Linked DNA regions of Homo sapiens: region 1 is linked to region 2. Evidence: read pairs that join two places in POLR2A ChIA-PET (ENCODE). Cell type or tissue: K562. All regions are shown on one strand. Each heading gives the region's core, and the rest is flanking DNA. Links, peaks and the distances in the headings are about the cores only.

Region 1 (8,372 bases), core at 1,464-5,463, 81 kb before region 2:
GGAGGGTTATTGGCTGAAGTGTGCCCCGAGAATTCATACAATGAAGCTCTAATCACAGTGCATGAATGAATTGGAACATAGGGTCTTTAATGGGGTGATTAAGTGAAAATGAAGCCAGTAGGATGGGTTCTTTTCTATCTGACAGGTGTCCTCTGAAGATGAAGAAATTTGAGCACACAGAAATGAGACACCATAGATGAGCATGCAGAGGAAAGATCACGTGAGGACACAGAAGAAGGGAGTGATTTGCAAGCCAAGGAGATGTTACAGTAGATAACTAGGCAGACGTGACAGGGCAGGAGACCCCCTGCCCCAGGAATGTCACGCAAGCATCAGATGATGGTCAGGTAGTTGTTAAAACTGTCTCTGTGAATTAATAATTAGTCACAGCCGGCACCAAGGAAAGGCGGTCTCCCAATAGATAGAAAATACCTGAAGCTGGTGATCAGCAGCTTTCTGATAAGATCTCAGGCCTTGGGTGAGTGGGCTCAAGCAGGCAAACTAAAAGGCAAAACAGAGGCCAGGCATGGTGGCTCACCCCTGTAATCCCAGCACTTTGGGAGGCCGAGGTGGGCCAATCACTTGAGGTCAGGAGCTCTAGACCAGCCTGACCAACATGGTGAAACCCTGTCTCTACTAAAAATGCAAAAATTAGCCAGGTGTGGTGGTGCATGCCTATAATCCCAGCTACTCAGAAGGCTGAGCCAGGAGAATCACTTGAACCTGGGAGATGGAGGCTGCAGTGAGCCGAGATTGCATCACTGCACCCCAGCCCAGGTGACAGAGCAAGGGTCCTTCAAAAAAAAAAATGCAAAATAGCAGAGTTTAACCTGGATCTGAGACTCCCATGCTGCCCTTCCCTCCAGCCCTACAGGCAGGCTCTGCAGAGAGTGAATCACCAGTAAATACACAAACAAATATGATTACGTTCCTTTTGTTTAAGAAGTAGAGGAATGGGCCGGGCGCGGTGGCTCACGCCTGTAATCCCAGCACTTTGGGAGGCCGAGGCGGGTGGATCATGAGGTCAGGAGATCGAGACCATCCTGGCTAACAAGGTGAAACCCCGTCTCTACTAAAAATACAAAAAATTAGCCGGGCGCGGTGGCGGGCGCCTGTAGTCCCAGCTACTCGGGAGGCTGAGGCAGGAGAATGGCGTGAACCCGGGAAGCGGAGCTTGCAGTGAGCCGAGATTGCGCCACTGCAGTCCGCAGTCCGGCCTGGGCGACAGAGCGAGACTCCGTCTCAAAAAAAAAAAAAAAAAAAAAAAAAAAAAAAAAAAAGAAGTAGAGGAATGATTGAATATATTAAGTGAAAATAAGGAATACCAACACAAAGAAAAATTTAACTGTAAGTATGGTTAAAAATACACTGGGTGAGATAGACAAGTTAGATGTCGCAAAACAAGAGATTAGCAAACTGTATAGTGTAACACTAGAAACTATTCAAAATGAAACACATAGCAAAAAATAACGATAAAAATAAACAGCATCAATGAGATGTAGGAGAACTTCAGACAGGCTAATATACGTGTAATTGAAGTCCTCAGAATAGAAGATGGGGTAAGAATGAAAAGAAAAAATATTTGAATGAATAATGACAAAATATGTTCCACATTTGGTGAAAACCATAAACTGATATAACCCAGAAGCTCGATAAAACTTAAGCATAGGAAACACAAAGAAAACAACTCCAAAACACATCATAATCAAATTAATAAAATCTAGTGATGAAAAGTAGTCATTTAGGACAAAACTACAAAGAGCAGATTTCTCATTAGGAGCAATGCAAGCAAGAAGATAGTGAAGCAATGTCTTGAAAATAATAACATGCAAAATCCAACAACCTTGAATTCTTTATCCACCAGAAACATCTTTCAAAACTGGAGGCAAAATAAGACTTTTTCAGACATGTGAAATCCTACAGAATTGATCACCATTAGACTCTCGCTATTAGAAATGATAAAGGACACCCCTAAACAGAAAGAAAATAATCCTACATTGAAATGTGGTTTGACACAAAGAAATGAAAAATCAGATATGGTAGCTACCTGGATCAATTAGAAACCTCTGTATTATGTAATGTCTATAAAAAGAACAGTAATGTCTATAAAGAGAACTGTTCAGAGAAAAATTAATAAGAATACATTATGATTTGTAATAAAAATAAAAGCAAACTATATGACAAAGCAGAAAAGCGAAGGTGGGTGAAGAACATGTAATAATGGTTTTGTACTATATGTGAATATATAATAGCACCTGAAGGTAGATTTTGGTAAGTTATGTATTTACTGTATACCCTAAAACAACCATTAAAATAAAACCCTCAACAAAAAAGAAATATGGCTAGTACGCTATATTAGGCTTGTCCACCAAAAATTAATAGGATATGTATGGATATGAATATATATGTATAATGTATCTATATGGTGAGAGAGACAGACAGAAACTTATTTTAAGAAGCTGGTTCATACAATAGTGGTGGCTGATGGACAAAATCTGTTGGGCAGGCTATAGGCTGGAAATTTAGGTAAGAGTTGATATTGCCGTCCTGAGTTCAAATTCTGCAAGAAGCTAATGTTTCCCCAAGACAGCATCAGCTGTTATTATGCACACTGGCTCCAAATCGAGGAAAGTGTCCCCCCTGACCATTAGCAGAGCTCATGCCAAGAACAAGGCTGATCATTAACATCAATCACTGGGAAACTTCAGTATTTATTCTAAAAACCTTGAACTCATTAATGAGACTCACACACATTGTGGAAAGTAGTATTGATACAGGAGACAGAAATTATTTAGGCAGATAGTGAGGGTGACAGGGTCCTCAGCAGAGCTTCTCATCTAACAAAAAGCAGCCCTAAAAATCATTTCTTTTATAACAAAGAGCAGCCTGAAAAAACCGTGCTGCAAACATAGATAAGCAAGCTGGAAGCTTGCATGGGGCAATGCCAGCAGCTATGCCAATAGAAAAGTACTACCTGGGGGTCAGCCATGTCCAACATGGAGGCTCCATCTTCCCTTTTTTTGTCACCATGTGTATAGCAATAGAGAAATGGGCAACATGGAGCAGCTCAGGCAGATAACCCACCTGCGTAATAACAGATTAGGGCAGGGTTGGCCAGAAATGTGCACCCTATGCAAATGGTACACCTAGTCCTAATCAGTTTTTCATGCCCTGTGCAAGTAGCACACCTGGTCTAACCAGTCTTTGACACCCACCTTATGTAGATCAGATACTGCCTCCTCACCAGCTCATCTATAAAATTCCCTACATTTCACTGCAGATCCGGCAACCCATTTTTCTGGGTCCCCTCTCTGCAGCAGAGAGCTATTATCTTTCTTTCACCTATTAAACTTCTGCTGTCAACCTCATTTGTTGTCAGATCATGTCCTAGTTTTCCATGGCCCTGAGACAATGAACTTTGAGTATTCACCCCAGACAATGAGGCTATTTCAATATGCTTATACAAAGTCTACTGGTTTGAATATTTATCACATTTGAAAAATATCTTCATGACAATGTCTACACTGGTGCTTAACAAAATCAACCTGGTACCATGTCTTAGCCAATCTGACACTTAAAATTCACCACCACTTAAGCCAGGAGCTAAAGAAAACCAATTTTTAAAAATAAATTTCAAAAGAGAGAAAAAGGAAAGAGGAACAATGAACATATAAGACAAATAGAAAAAAAGAGCAAGATGGTATATTTTAACAAAGTATATTCCTAATCACATTAACTATAAATGGTCTAAATACCACAATTAAAAGGCAGGTATTATCATCTATATTCTAAAGGAGTTCAGGTAGGGTTGGTATGCTTTCTTCCATAAAAATGTGATACCAGTGAAGCTATTTGGGTATAGGTGGGCTTTTCTTAGCACGGAGATTTTAAATTGCTACTTTAATATCTTTAAGTGTCATAGACTTATTCAGATTTTCTATGTATTCATGAGTCAATTTTCATAATTTATGTCTTTCCAGAAATTTTACTTCATTTATCTATAATTTTGGCATTTACTGTTCATAATATTCCCTATAACCATTCTCACCCTTTTAGTGTCTATAGTGATGTCATTATTTTAGTCATGGTTTTGGCAACTTGTGTTTCTTTTTCTTTTTTTTATCATGGTCACTTTACCTAAAGATAAAAATCTATTGATTTTATTAATCTTTTTGAAGAGCCAAGTGTTTTTTTTTTTTTTTTTGAGGTTTTCTATTGTTTTCCTATTTTCTATTTCATGAATGTTTGGCTGTGATCCCTATTATTACCCTCTATTCACTTAGAATTTGAATGTTCACCTTTTTTAGGTTTATGAGGTAGAAGCTTAGATTATTTTCTTTAATTCTTTCTTCTTTCCAATACTAAGCATTTAATGCCATAGTTTTTCTTCAAAGCAGACTTAGCTGCATTCCTTAAATTTTAATATGTTGTGTTTTTATGTTTAAAAAGGTTCAGTATCTTCTAATTTATGTTGTGATTTTTCTTTGATTCATGGATTACTTAACAGTCTGTTCTTTCACTTTCAAATAATTGAAGATTTCCTATGGTTCTTCCGGTATTAATTCAAGTTAATTAGTTAATTCTGCATTAAATTATATCTTCTATGATTTTCATCCTTTCAAATTTATCAATATTTGATTTATAGCCTAAACTATGAACTATCATGAAAAATGTTCCATATGTATTTGAAAAGATAACATGTATTCTGCTGTTGTGGGTGCAGTTTTCTACAAATTTATTATAATTAAGATAACTTGGCAAATGGTTCAAATCTATATTCTTACTAGATTTCTGTGTAGTTATTTTGTAGATCTCTGAGACAGAGCTATTGAAATGAACAACACAAACTGTAGAATTTCCCAATGATTATTTTGAGAGAGATCATTTTTAAAATCATGGATCTAAATAATTTATTCTCCTCACAAAATGTCTTCTATGATTTCCAAATACTAATCAAGGGAAGAAGGCAGAGTTAAACTCACACTTGTAGATACCACGGGAACAGTGAGTGATCATGTGATGTGCCTCCAGAGGTTAGGCTAATGTAGTTAGAGTGGTTTATATTTATTTATTTATTTATTTATTTATTTATTTATTTATTTATTTAGACAGAGTCTCGCTCTGTCACCCAGGCTGGAGTGCAGTGGCGCTATCTCGGCTCACTGCAAGCTCCGCCTCCCAGGTTCATGCCATTCTCCTGCCTCAGCCTCCTGAGTAGCTGGGACTACAGGCACCCGCCACCACGCCCAGCTAATTTTTTGTATTTTTTAGTAGAGACGGGGTTTCACTGTTAGCCAGGATGGTCTCGATCTCCTGATCTCGTGATCCGCCCACCTGGGCCTCCCAAAGTGCTGGGATTACAGGCGTGAGCCACCGCACCCGGCTGGTTTTTTTTTTTTTTTTAAATCACACAGTTGGGCTAAAATATCCATGAAAAAATTTGAAGCATGTACCTTGAATAAAATATGAAAATCAAAAAAGTTAATTGCACACGTACAACATTGTTACCACGGTGCCTGCCGCATGGGAAATGAACAACAAGTGTTATTAATTCAATTCTATTTTCTTACACATTCAATGAATATGTATTGAAACAAATTCACTGAATGGTCCCAGATACTGAATAGGTCCTTGAGATGTACTGGCAAACAAGACAAAAAAAAAAATACATGTTCTCCGGGTGGCCTCATGGAAGATGGTGGAGTAAGAAGCTCCAAGAAATGGTCCCTCCTGTGATATAACTATTGAAGTGGCAAGAACCATCAGCATTCACTCTAATAAAACTATGGTATCTCATCCCATATTTGCAGCATCCAGGGAAGAGCTGAAGAAGAAAGAGACAGGCTTAAGGAAGTCTCTGTCAGGTAGATCTCTGACCACAGAGATAACTGAACAGAAATTTCGTGGATCACTCTGACAAGAAAGGTAGTCCTTGCGAAAATATTCAGGAAAAGTCACAACACAAATAAACAACTGCACCCCTCAGATGAACAACTGCACAATATCAGCCAAGGGGCATAATCTGATAATCTGATCCTGGGAGTTAACAACATCACAATATTCAAAATACTCAGATCTCAACAAAAATTTGCACAGCATACAAAGTCACAAGAGAGCACGACTCATTCCCAGGAAAATAATCGACTGAAAATCTTCCTTAAGAAGCATTCATTTGCTCCCATCTTCTCCCTTGGTTATATAACACGTCCTTCCACATATACTTGATTAGAGCTTGTGCCCCACAAACATGCCTGGCATGTACATTAGTGACTTCTGAGAGGGAGGTGGGGGCAGGAAACAGTCCCTCTGGATACATTTCGCATCACATGAACCAGTGAACACATCTCTGCAAGGTCCTGCATTCTAATAAACAAGATTTTTCTGTTTAAAAGAAAACTTAAGTCTTTCAGAAAACTGCATTTCAAAAGGGAACCTTGTCTCTGCTGCTTGGGCTGCAGTGAGGACAGATTTACTAAGTGCTGGTTGCTGTGTTTTGTCTTCTAGTGTGGGTACACACATCTAGAAAAGTTTTAAAGAAGATTGGGGAACCCCCACCCAGCACTGGTGGGACTTTGAGTTTGCTACGGTTGTGAACAGAACATGGAACAGAGGACAAGGTGGCCCCTCCTGAAGATGAGAGTTTTGCTTCTTGCTGGAAGTCCCTGGACTCCTGGAGTGTTCTCAGGGGACCTCTTAACAGGATCTCAAGGGAAAGAATCCAGGGTACTGGATCCACACAATCAACCTCACGGATTTCTGAGTAGGTCATTAACCTATCATGCCTTTAGCGTTATCTCAAATTATACATGGTATCATCTCAACTAATGTCTAAAACAATATACGGCATAGATATCTAAAGAACTAGTGGTACATGGAGGATGGCTTTCTACCTCTGAGCCCTAGAAGGGACTGTGGGCCTTGGTTTGGGGACTCTAATGACTCTAAGTCCCCTGGTAGTGCTCAAGTGCAAAGGGAATGACTGACGCTTTTTTTGAGGCCCCTTCTATTGTGTAAAATTTATTCTGTACTTGTGACACCCACCTGGTCCTTCTTCTGAACATGGGAAATTGCCAAGATGAAGTCTCCAGGCTAACGGCTCAGACAGGAGCTCAGATAAACATGCTGGGAAGTGGAGAGCAAATTGACATTCAAAGCTCCTCCCAACAAGCTTCAAGAAGAGGGTAACACAAGAAGTCCTTGTAACCAGGTTCCACGGGGCAGCCTCAAGCAGAGCTCTTGGAAGTCCCTCCCACCACGGTCTGGGTCTCCTTCTACCTCCTGCCCTTCATTTTCTCCACAGGTCAGAACATCCAGGGAATTCAGGGAAACCCTTTCACTGCTATTTCTCCACAAGCTCCAATCCTCAGGGGCATTCTTTCCAGTTCTCCCGAGCATTCGGCATCATTCATGAAATTCTATGTTTCCAGGTCTCTGTGCTCTGGCTGTGCTAACTCAGCCCCCGTCTGCATCTGCCTCACTGGGAGCCTCAGTCAAGCTCACCTGCACCCTGAGCAGTGAGCACAGTACCTACATCATCAAATGGTATCAACAGAGACCAGAGAGGTCCCCCTAGTATATAATGAAGTTTCACAGCGATGGCAGACACAGAAAGGAGGACAGGATCCCCAATTGCTTCTCGGGCTCCAGCTCTGGGGCTGACTGCTCCCTCACCATGTCCAACCTCCAGTCTGAGGACGAGGCTGAGTATCACTATGGAGAGAGCCACAAGATTGATGGCCAGGATGGGTGAGCCACACACAGTGACACAAAGGGAAAGTGAGGCCAAAACCCCCCACCTCCCCTTTCTCCTCAGGGACTCAGAGTCAGCAGTCACATGTCCCCTTCCAAGTCCCTGAGACTTCTGACTCTCCTCCTGCAGAGACACCCCTAGGCAGAGGCAGATGCAGGCCATGATTTAGGCCATTTTGACAACTCATCATTCTGTCTCCTCAACACCAGTCTGTGGGGACCATACTAGGAGAGACCAGAGCAGCCCAGGCAGAAGGACCCTGAGAGAGTGGCCAGGCTGAGATGACCGTGTCCCAGTGTCTCACTGTGCCCTGTGCTCCCTTACCGGGCTCTGCCCCAGGAAAGGACATGGATCTTGACCTGTCACCCCCCATTTATGAGAGTTCAATGTGTGTGCATCCTCGTTAGCACTTGATATTGTCAGTTTTTCCTTAAAGTCTTTCAGATAGAGCTGTAGCGATATCTAATTATGTTTTTAACTTTTATTTCTTTAATGACTTATTATGCTAAGTATCTTTTCAGGTACTTATCTGTGCTTTGTATGTCTTCTTTGGTGAAATATTTAATCAAATCTTTGCATTTTTAAAATTCAGGTTTCTCAGGTTCACATTTCCTCATGTATT
Region 2 (7,989 bases), core at 1,961-5,960:
TGAAGAGTCTCGAATTCTAAAGTCAGGGGACGCAGTAGAGTTAGATTATGGTTATGGCTGGAGCCATGATGGCCAGCCTGTGTGAGGGTAGGACTCAGGTGGACTGGGTCAAATGAGAAAGGCACCATCCCAAGCATAGAATCGGCATCCATTGGTTGTCTGATGGAGGCTGTGTCAAAATCATACTCGCCCAAGAATCAGGGCCAGGTCACACTAGGTCAGGGCAGGGTAAGTGTGACTTAAGGGCTACAGGCAGGTCAAGTTTTCATGGGACTCAGCTACCTTAGACCCCTCCCCACCAGGGCCTACTCCCTCCCTCAATCATGTGGTTCAGCCCCTCCATGTGCACCTACACCCTGATGTCAGAGACACAATCATCCCAGGGTCCCTGACAGCGAGTGAGGTGGCCTTGGGAGATGCACTTCCCAGCCCTCCTCATCAGTCTTGGGCACTGTCAGGCCCCTTCTTGGTGCCTCCAGCACATCAGCGGTGTGGCAGGTGCCTTCACCAGAGCTGCTGGGTGGCCAGGCCAGGCCTGAGACAGAGCCTGCAAGGGCAGAGAACTCTAGGGCCATAGTGGGGCAGAGAAGGGGTTCCTCTTGGAGCCTAATCATAGAACCCCTGCCTCAAGTCACAACCTACAAGTTAGAAGGAAACTTAAGGGTCCTGATTCCCACCACCCTGTCTGGCCCCATTTCATAGATGTGAACGCTGAGACCCCTATAGCAAAGAGGACCGCTTTGATCTCCACCTTCTCAATGGCCCTGCTGGGTAGGATCCCCTCTGGATGTCCCCTGGTGCTGTCCCAAGACTAATCTCTCTAATTACTGCCTTGTAAGATATTACGGAAACTGACAGCAAGAAAATAAAAAAACAGGATAATACAGCTCATGTTGACCCACCCACAATCAAGTAACCTCTTTTACACAGTTGTTTGAAGCAAATTGTAGACATCATGTCCATTAGTCTAAATATTCCATTTGTGTCTCTAAAAATATGGACCCCCCCCAAAAAACTACATTCTTACAAACCTAAATATAAATATCTAATTCTTTCATATCAAAAAAAGAATGTTTCCCATCAAATACTTCACAAATATCCTATGCTTCTTTCACTAGACCTGTGTTTGTGTTGTTGTTATTCTGTGGTTTTCCATTTCATTTCTATGAGGATTCAATATGGTTTGAAATTGTGACTGGTGACTGTGTTTTTAGACCTGTTCTGTCTGCAGGTATCTTCCTCATTGATTTTTAATTTCCTTGCAAGGCAGGAGCTACAGGAGCTGGGGGTTGGTCCCAGGACCTTCCCATGGTCAGGATACAGCCTGTGGCCTCCCCAAGCTGGAAACAAGCGCTCCTCTCTGCTTCTGCGTTTCCTGAAAATTGGTTCTTGGCCAGAAAGGTTTAACAAGGCTCAGTGTGACTTTTCAGCAAGACCGCTTGGCTACTGGGCTCCCATGTGGGGTCATCTATTTGTGACGTTAGCTGGGCTTCACACTTTGTATCCAGTGCCATTAGATGGTATATGGATGCAAGGTGACTGCATTTCAGTTCGACCACCTTTTCCTTCTACTGACTGTCTGTAAAAGGTGTGCCCTCATATGTTCTTTGCTCCTCTGGGAGTGTGATTCTTATTTCAGTAAGAAATAGCATAGACATGTTGAGTCTTTCCTTTCATTTAGCATCTTAATAATGATGACCATGTTGCCTGCCATCTCGTGAAGATGAACAATTATTTCATGGTGAGCTCAAAGTTATGTTACTGTATGTGACTCACTTGAGTCCACCATGGTTCTATTTCATTGATGATGACAATGACCCACCGTGGCCCACTCAGTGCCTCTTCTGGTGGCCCCAGGATCCTCCTGAAGGAACCCAGGAGACCTCGATGGCTTTCCGCTCTCTGTTCACAATCTATCCTGGGCACATCTTTCTCCTGCCTTGTGCCTGGAATTGCCCATTAACCCCAAGTGGACTAGTCCCCATAACTGGGAGGTGGGATTTAGTGACCACACTTGGGGTGCTTCTCACACAGCCCTTTTGAGTCAGACACTCCAGACATACCCAGAAATGAGACAAGACCCTGAAAGGGTAACAGGGGCTTGCTTCCAACTTCTCCCTGGAGGTTGAGGCTGGCATTTCATACTAAAACCTAGTGAGACCCATCCCAAACTAAGACAACACAAGGAGGACGGAAGTGAGACGCCCTGGAGTTGTGGTTGTGGTCACGTTGGAGCTTCCCATGACTGCTGACTCTGGGGCAAGCTGCCCCTCCTCTAAGGCACTCACTGGGGACACCTGAGGACGCCTCCTGCTCTTACCCTGTAGTCACACCAAGAGATCAGGGTTACAACAACCCTATAGAGAATCCCTGTCCCCTTCCATGTCACTTCACTCCTTCGTGAAGCAAATGCCCTCAAGGAGCTCATTCCCATTCCTGGGTCACAGTCACCTGGAAAACCTGATCCAGACACCAACCTCCTCAGGCCTCGCCATTTCCAGACGTCCCGTTACTGCATACGCTTGGTCGACTGTCCCATCTCAGCTTGAGAAGGGCAGGCAGGTGTGTGGACTCTGCTGAGCAAATGCCTTCCAGGGGCAGTGGTCTGGCTTCCTGCACCATAGCTTCAGGTGGGGGATGGGGAGGGGGAGTTAGGGGCCCCAGGGAAGAGTTTTTGTATGAACCTGTGTCACCGCATTTTGTATTTGGTGGAGGAACCCAGCTGATCATTTTAGATGAGTCTCTTCTTCCCTTTCTTTCCCTGCCAAGTTGGTGACAATTTTATTCTGATTTCGATCTTTGTCTGTGACTTGCCACAGCCTGTGGTCAGGGTTTCCTTTGGGACCTCGGTCCTGGGAGGCTGATCTCTCTCCTCCCTATTCAGACCCCTGTATGCCTCAGCTGGTCACTGAGACACCTTCATCTCCTCTGACCCCAGAGGCAGGGAGCTCCAAGACAAGGCCACACTGGTGTGTCTCATGAGTGACTTCTACCCGAGAGCCATGACAGTGGCCTGGAAGATAGATGGCATCACCATCACCCAGGGTGTGGAGACCACCACACCCTCCAAACAGAGCAACAAGTATGCGGCCAGCAGCTACCTAAGACTGGCACCCGACAGTGGAAGTCCCACAACCTCTACAGCTGCCAGGTCACGCATGAAAGGAACACTGTGGAGAAGACAGTGGCCCCTGCAGAATGTTCTTAGGTCCCCGACCCTCACCTACCCACGGGGGCCTAGAGCTGCAGGATCAGGGCATGTGTCTCCCCTCCCACTCCAAGTCATCCAGCCCTTCTCCCTGCACCCAGTAACCCTCAATAAATATCCTCATTGTCAACCAGAAATCCTGCTGTCTGTCTTCATTTCTTATCTCATATTTAGTTTGCAACCTCCTTAAATTCTAAGCAAGGATGAGGAAAATCCAGGTGCCCAGTTTATCGGGTGAGAAGTCCATGGTGGTGCCATCACCAGGAACTTGTGGAAAGGTCTGGGAATGGAAACTCACAGGTGAATTTCACAGATTTTCACAATACAGGGTGGCTAAGTAAAGACACTTACAAGTCCTGCAATAGGGAAACAGGAAGTCCAGAATCCTGCTCACCATCCCAGCCAACTTAGTGAGCCCTAGGATGCTCTGCAAGATACTGGTGTTCACGTCGCTAGCTCTGGAAAGTGGGGTGAGGCTGGGGCACACGGGTGATCAGTTATGATCAGATGGGCTTAGGGTGAGGTTCAAAGTTAACCAGCACGTGGCTGAGATCTCAACCATGAAGTTCCCAATTCTAAAGTCAGGCTCTGGGGTGGAGTGAGTATGTGCTTGGTGTGTGGCTGAGCCTGTGATGGTCAGCTCGTGTGAGGGGAGGACTCCTGTGGACTGAGACAAATGAGCAAAGACACCATCCCAGGCACAGAACGGGCATCCCATGGTTGTCGGGGAGAGTCTGTGTCAGAGTCTCATTCTGGACTAGAGTCAAGGCTGGGTCACGCAAGGTCAGCACAGGGTGAACATGACCTAGGGGCTATCTATAGGCAAAGTCAGGCTTTCACGGGATCTCAACTGCCCCAAACACCCCCATCCCACCAGGCCCCACTCCCTCTGTCACTCACGTTGTTCCGTCCCCTCACCCCCTGCACCATGGTGCACCGGCAGCCTCACTCAGAGACACCCTCATCCCGGGGTCCCTGACAGTGGGCAATTTGGTCCCTTGAAGGCCTTGACAGGCTCGGTTAATCCATAGTGCCCGGGCTGGGACCCCCACTGTTTCTGGTTCATCAGGGACATGGCAGCAGCTGCTGGATGGCCAGCCAGGACAGGAACAGAGCTGCAAGGCCTGGGGGCTTTTTCCACAATGATACACAAAGAGAGGGGCCCCTTTGGAGCTCAGTCCCAGCCACCCCTGCCCCAAATCACAGCCGTGAGCTGAATTGAATTTCAGGTGCCCAGAGTCCCTCAGCCTCTGTTTGACCCATTTCACAGCTATGAAAATTCAAGCCCATGGGAGACACTGTCCCAAGCTTCACCCTCTCTATAAGTTGTACATTTTTATGATGAAGATCTCTGAACACAAAAATAGGGAGACAGAAGAATAGTAATGACTCCAAGGTTCCCATCAGCCAGTCCGCAGCATCATCCATTTTCAGATAATGCGGACCCACCCACAGCAGAATAACTAAACTACTCCTTCAAGCAAGGGTGTGAAGCAAATGCTAGTCATCACACACACAACTGGAGAGAATATCAAGGATTTCTTGACATCAAAAATAGTTAATGAGAGTCTTATCAAATGTCTTGTGAATATCATTGTGTCTATTTTTGTCGACTTTGTGGTGCTGTTGCATATTTGTGATTTAATTTCATTTCTATGTGGATTAATACTTGACGTTATCATTGGTGAATGTGTTTTTAGACCCATTCCATCTGCAGGTGTCTCCCAAATTGCTCTAGCTTTCCCTGGCAAGGCAGGAGCTGCAGGAGCAGAGAGCTGGTCCCGGGACCTCCCACAGTCGGGATGCAGGCGCCACCTCCCTGAGCAGGAACCCAGTGCTTCCCTCAACCTCTCTTTTCCTGAAAAATGGTTCTAGCATCAAGAGGCTCAAGGGGGTTCAGGCTGGACATTGGCAAACTCGCTTCCCAGGACACGTGGCTACTTCCAGCAAAGCCACCCATGTTGTGTTGTCATTCTTTCAGTGACATTAGCTGCATTTGATGATCAATAACTTCGCGCCTCAGATGAGAAGGAAGGCAGATGGTCAAGACTTCGGTCCACCTCCTTCTCATGAGGGCTTCCAGAAGGGAGGGCACAGCAGCTGCACCGTGCGCTCAGGAGTGTGCTTCATGCTTTGGGAAGAAGAAAAAATGTACATTCTTCCCTTTTGTTCACCACTTTGATAACTGATGATCTGGTGCCCAGCCATCCTCCAGGGCGCACAGCACAATGTAGTACCGGAGTGAGCTCTAGCGTGTGAGGACATCTGACATGTGGGCTCCACTGCAGATATACTGAATTGCAATGACAATGCGGCTACAAAACATAAACATTTACCCACTGGGCGCCTCCTCAGGTGGCATCTGATTTTCTCCCATTGCCCCAGGAGCTTCCATGGCTCCTGATTTCTCGGAGGATGAGAGGTTCTGTCTCATCATGTCCCTTTCCTGCCCCAGGCCTGGGATCCCGCACTGACCTCACCTCCCTTAGCAGAAGGTGATATTTGGAGACCACACTCGGGAGCTCCTTTATGTCCCTCACATTTGAATAAGGCAGTGGCAGCCACTACCCCACCTCACCCACCAAAATGAGACCAGGTTGAGGGGTGCAGGAGATCCTTCCATTTTACCCTGGAGGATGGGGCTGGCATTTCCAGTGGGGACCAGCCAGGCCTCACTGGCCAGGCCCATCCCAACTAGGACAAGCCCAGGGAAGGCTGGGCTGAGGCTCCTGGAGTCACAGATAGGTTCATGGGAAGCTTCCCAAGACACCGCACTCTAGGGTAACCAGCTTCTTCCTGGAGGGAGAGGGCACTCTCTGCATCACCCCAGGGCGTCACCAAGCAGTCAGTGTCGAGTCAGCTCCACCAGGGAGACCATTTATCCCTGACCATGGGAGTTCACTCCTAGTGACACAGTGCCCTCCAATAAACTCATCCCCATGGCTGCATGATGGTTGGTGGGAAAACCAAATCCACTGTCCTCCAGGAACCAGGATTTCTAGGGATCCTGCTGGTCACAGGATGTCAGCTGTCCCCTTCTCTCTGTGGGGGTGAGTGTGGCAGCCGTGTGAACTCCCTCATGAGCAGATGCCACCAGGGGCTGTGGCCTCAGCTTCCTCCATCACAGCTGCAGCGGGGGTTGGGGGTAGAGGCGTCCAGAGAGGGTTTTTGTATGAGCCTGTGTCACAGCACTGGGTGTTTGGTGAGGGGACCGAGCTGACCGTCCTAGATGAGTCTTTTCCCCCTCCTTCCCTGGTCTCCCCAAGGTACTGGGAAATTTTCTGCTGCTTTTGTTCTTTTCTGTATCTTGTGTTGACCTGTGGTGATGCTTTCTCTCTGGAGCCTAGGCCCTGGTCAAGGACCTCTCCCCTCCCTGTTTAGACCCTTACCTCAGTGGGTCACCAAGACCCCTTCACCTCTGACCTCAGATGTAGGGCACTAGACTGGATGACCTACTGAGACTCATCTGTCTGTCTGTCTGCCAGAGCCAGGCTGCTTCCCTAAAACTTGCTCAGTTCTGTCCTCCCCCACCTGGGCTTCTGTCTAACGAACTTTGTGCAAGGGAAACTGAGGCCCCATCTCATGAGGGAGAGGGAACAAGGGGCTCGAAGGAGTGACCACCTGGTGGACTTTAGAAGGACCTGAAACCCTCAGAGCCAAGATAGGGGAATGAAAACTCAGAGTCTCAGGGCCCAGTCCCCTGGACTGTGGGACTCTGGATCCAGGCTGGGAACAAGGTAGGAGGTGCAGGGGCCTCTCCAGGTTTCTGTGGGCTCCCAGGGAGAGAGCCCTGAGCTGGCCTGGGACCCATGAAGCCCTGTCAGGAGGGACGGGAAGGCTCTGGACATGAAGGAGCCAGGTGAAGTGTCACGAAAGGCCATGGCATTCAGGGAGGTGGCTGATGGGTCTCTGTGGGAGGCACCCCTAGAAGCAGGAACCCCTGAGTTCACCGACAGGCATATCCCAAGGCAGAAAAACTGTAGATTGGCCCTAAACACAGAGAGACTCTAACACAGACTCCACAGACAAAGAGCCCAGGACAGACAGACAGTGGGACTTGGGTGAGCAAAGGCCCTGACTCCACTGCAGAAGATCCAGGAGAGACGGATGTGGGTACAAACAAGAGCTCTTACGTGAGAGACCCACTCTCCCCCAACCCAGAGCAGCTGTGTCAGGTGAGAAAAGTTTCCAGAGTGAATCTAACAAGAGGCTCACAGAGCTCAGAGAACACAGCCAGAGCCGGATCACGTCAGGATGACAGGGTGAGGCAGCGCCAGGCAATTGAAGGTCCACTGTCTATACAAAAGCCCAAGTCCTTGGAAGATTTCCAAACAGGCGATGGGCAGGGGCCAAGCTCAGAGGTTTTCTGACTGACAGAGTTCTTTTAGGAACATGATGTCACACCCTTCTGAGACAGTGTGGACCACATCTGAGAGGTCCTGCACTGGTACTGGGGGGCCTGAACACTCCTCATGCACTGAGGTCAGGGGCTCCCCAGGTGGACACCAGGACTCTGACCTCCTGCCCCTCATCCATTCTGCAGGTCCGCTCAAGGCCACCCCCTTGGTCACTCTGTTCCCGCCCTCCTCTGAGGAGCTCCAAGCCAACAAGGCCATGCTGGTGTGTCTCATAAATGACTTCTACCCAGGAGCCATAGAAGGAAAATGGCACCCTAGTCACCAAGGGCATAGAGACAACCACACCCTCCACACAGAGCAACAACAACTATGCGGCCAGCAGCTACCTGAGCCTGACGCCCGAGCAGTGGAAGTCCCACAGAA

What was found. ChIA-PET counts read pairs that join two places held together with the same protein. Peaks named below come from ENCODE experiments on the same cell type or tissue, not always from the same donor. Only the 100,000 strongest peaks of a DNase experiment are listed, where the experiment ranks them.
Region 1: POLR2A ChIA-PET joins it to region 2 with 6 read pairs; 2 of 35 experiments call an interaction of 5 or more read pairs at or near these places.

Annotation. Positions count from the first base shown.
Region 1 is chr22:22,827,414-22,835,785 of GRCh38, forward strand. All of the region lies in intron 3 of LOC105372948 (a long non-coding RNA gene), which reads right to left. It also overlaps IGL. Among named protein-coding and RNA genes, the nearest start is that of MIR650, 8.8 kb to the left of the region's middle. In K562, for the core only: no CTCF peak of the experiment used is centred there; no DNase peak of the experiment used is centred there.
Region 2 is chr22:22,907,873-22,915,861 of GRCh38, forward strand. It overlaps IGL, IGLJ4, the pseudogene IGLC4, IGLJ5 and the pseudogene IGLC5. Among named protein-coding and RNA genes, the nearest start is that of IGLL5, 24 kb to the left of the region's middle. RefSeq lists enhancers at 1-81, 432-621 and a silencer at 5,215-5,385. In K562, for the core only: no CTCF peak of the experiment used is centred there; DNase peaks (open chromatin) are centred at 2,904 and 4,012; H3K27me3 peaks cover 3,760 bases.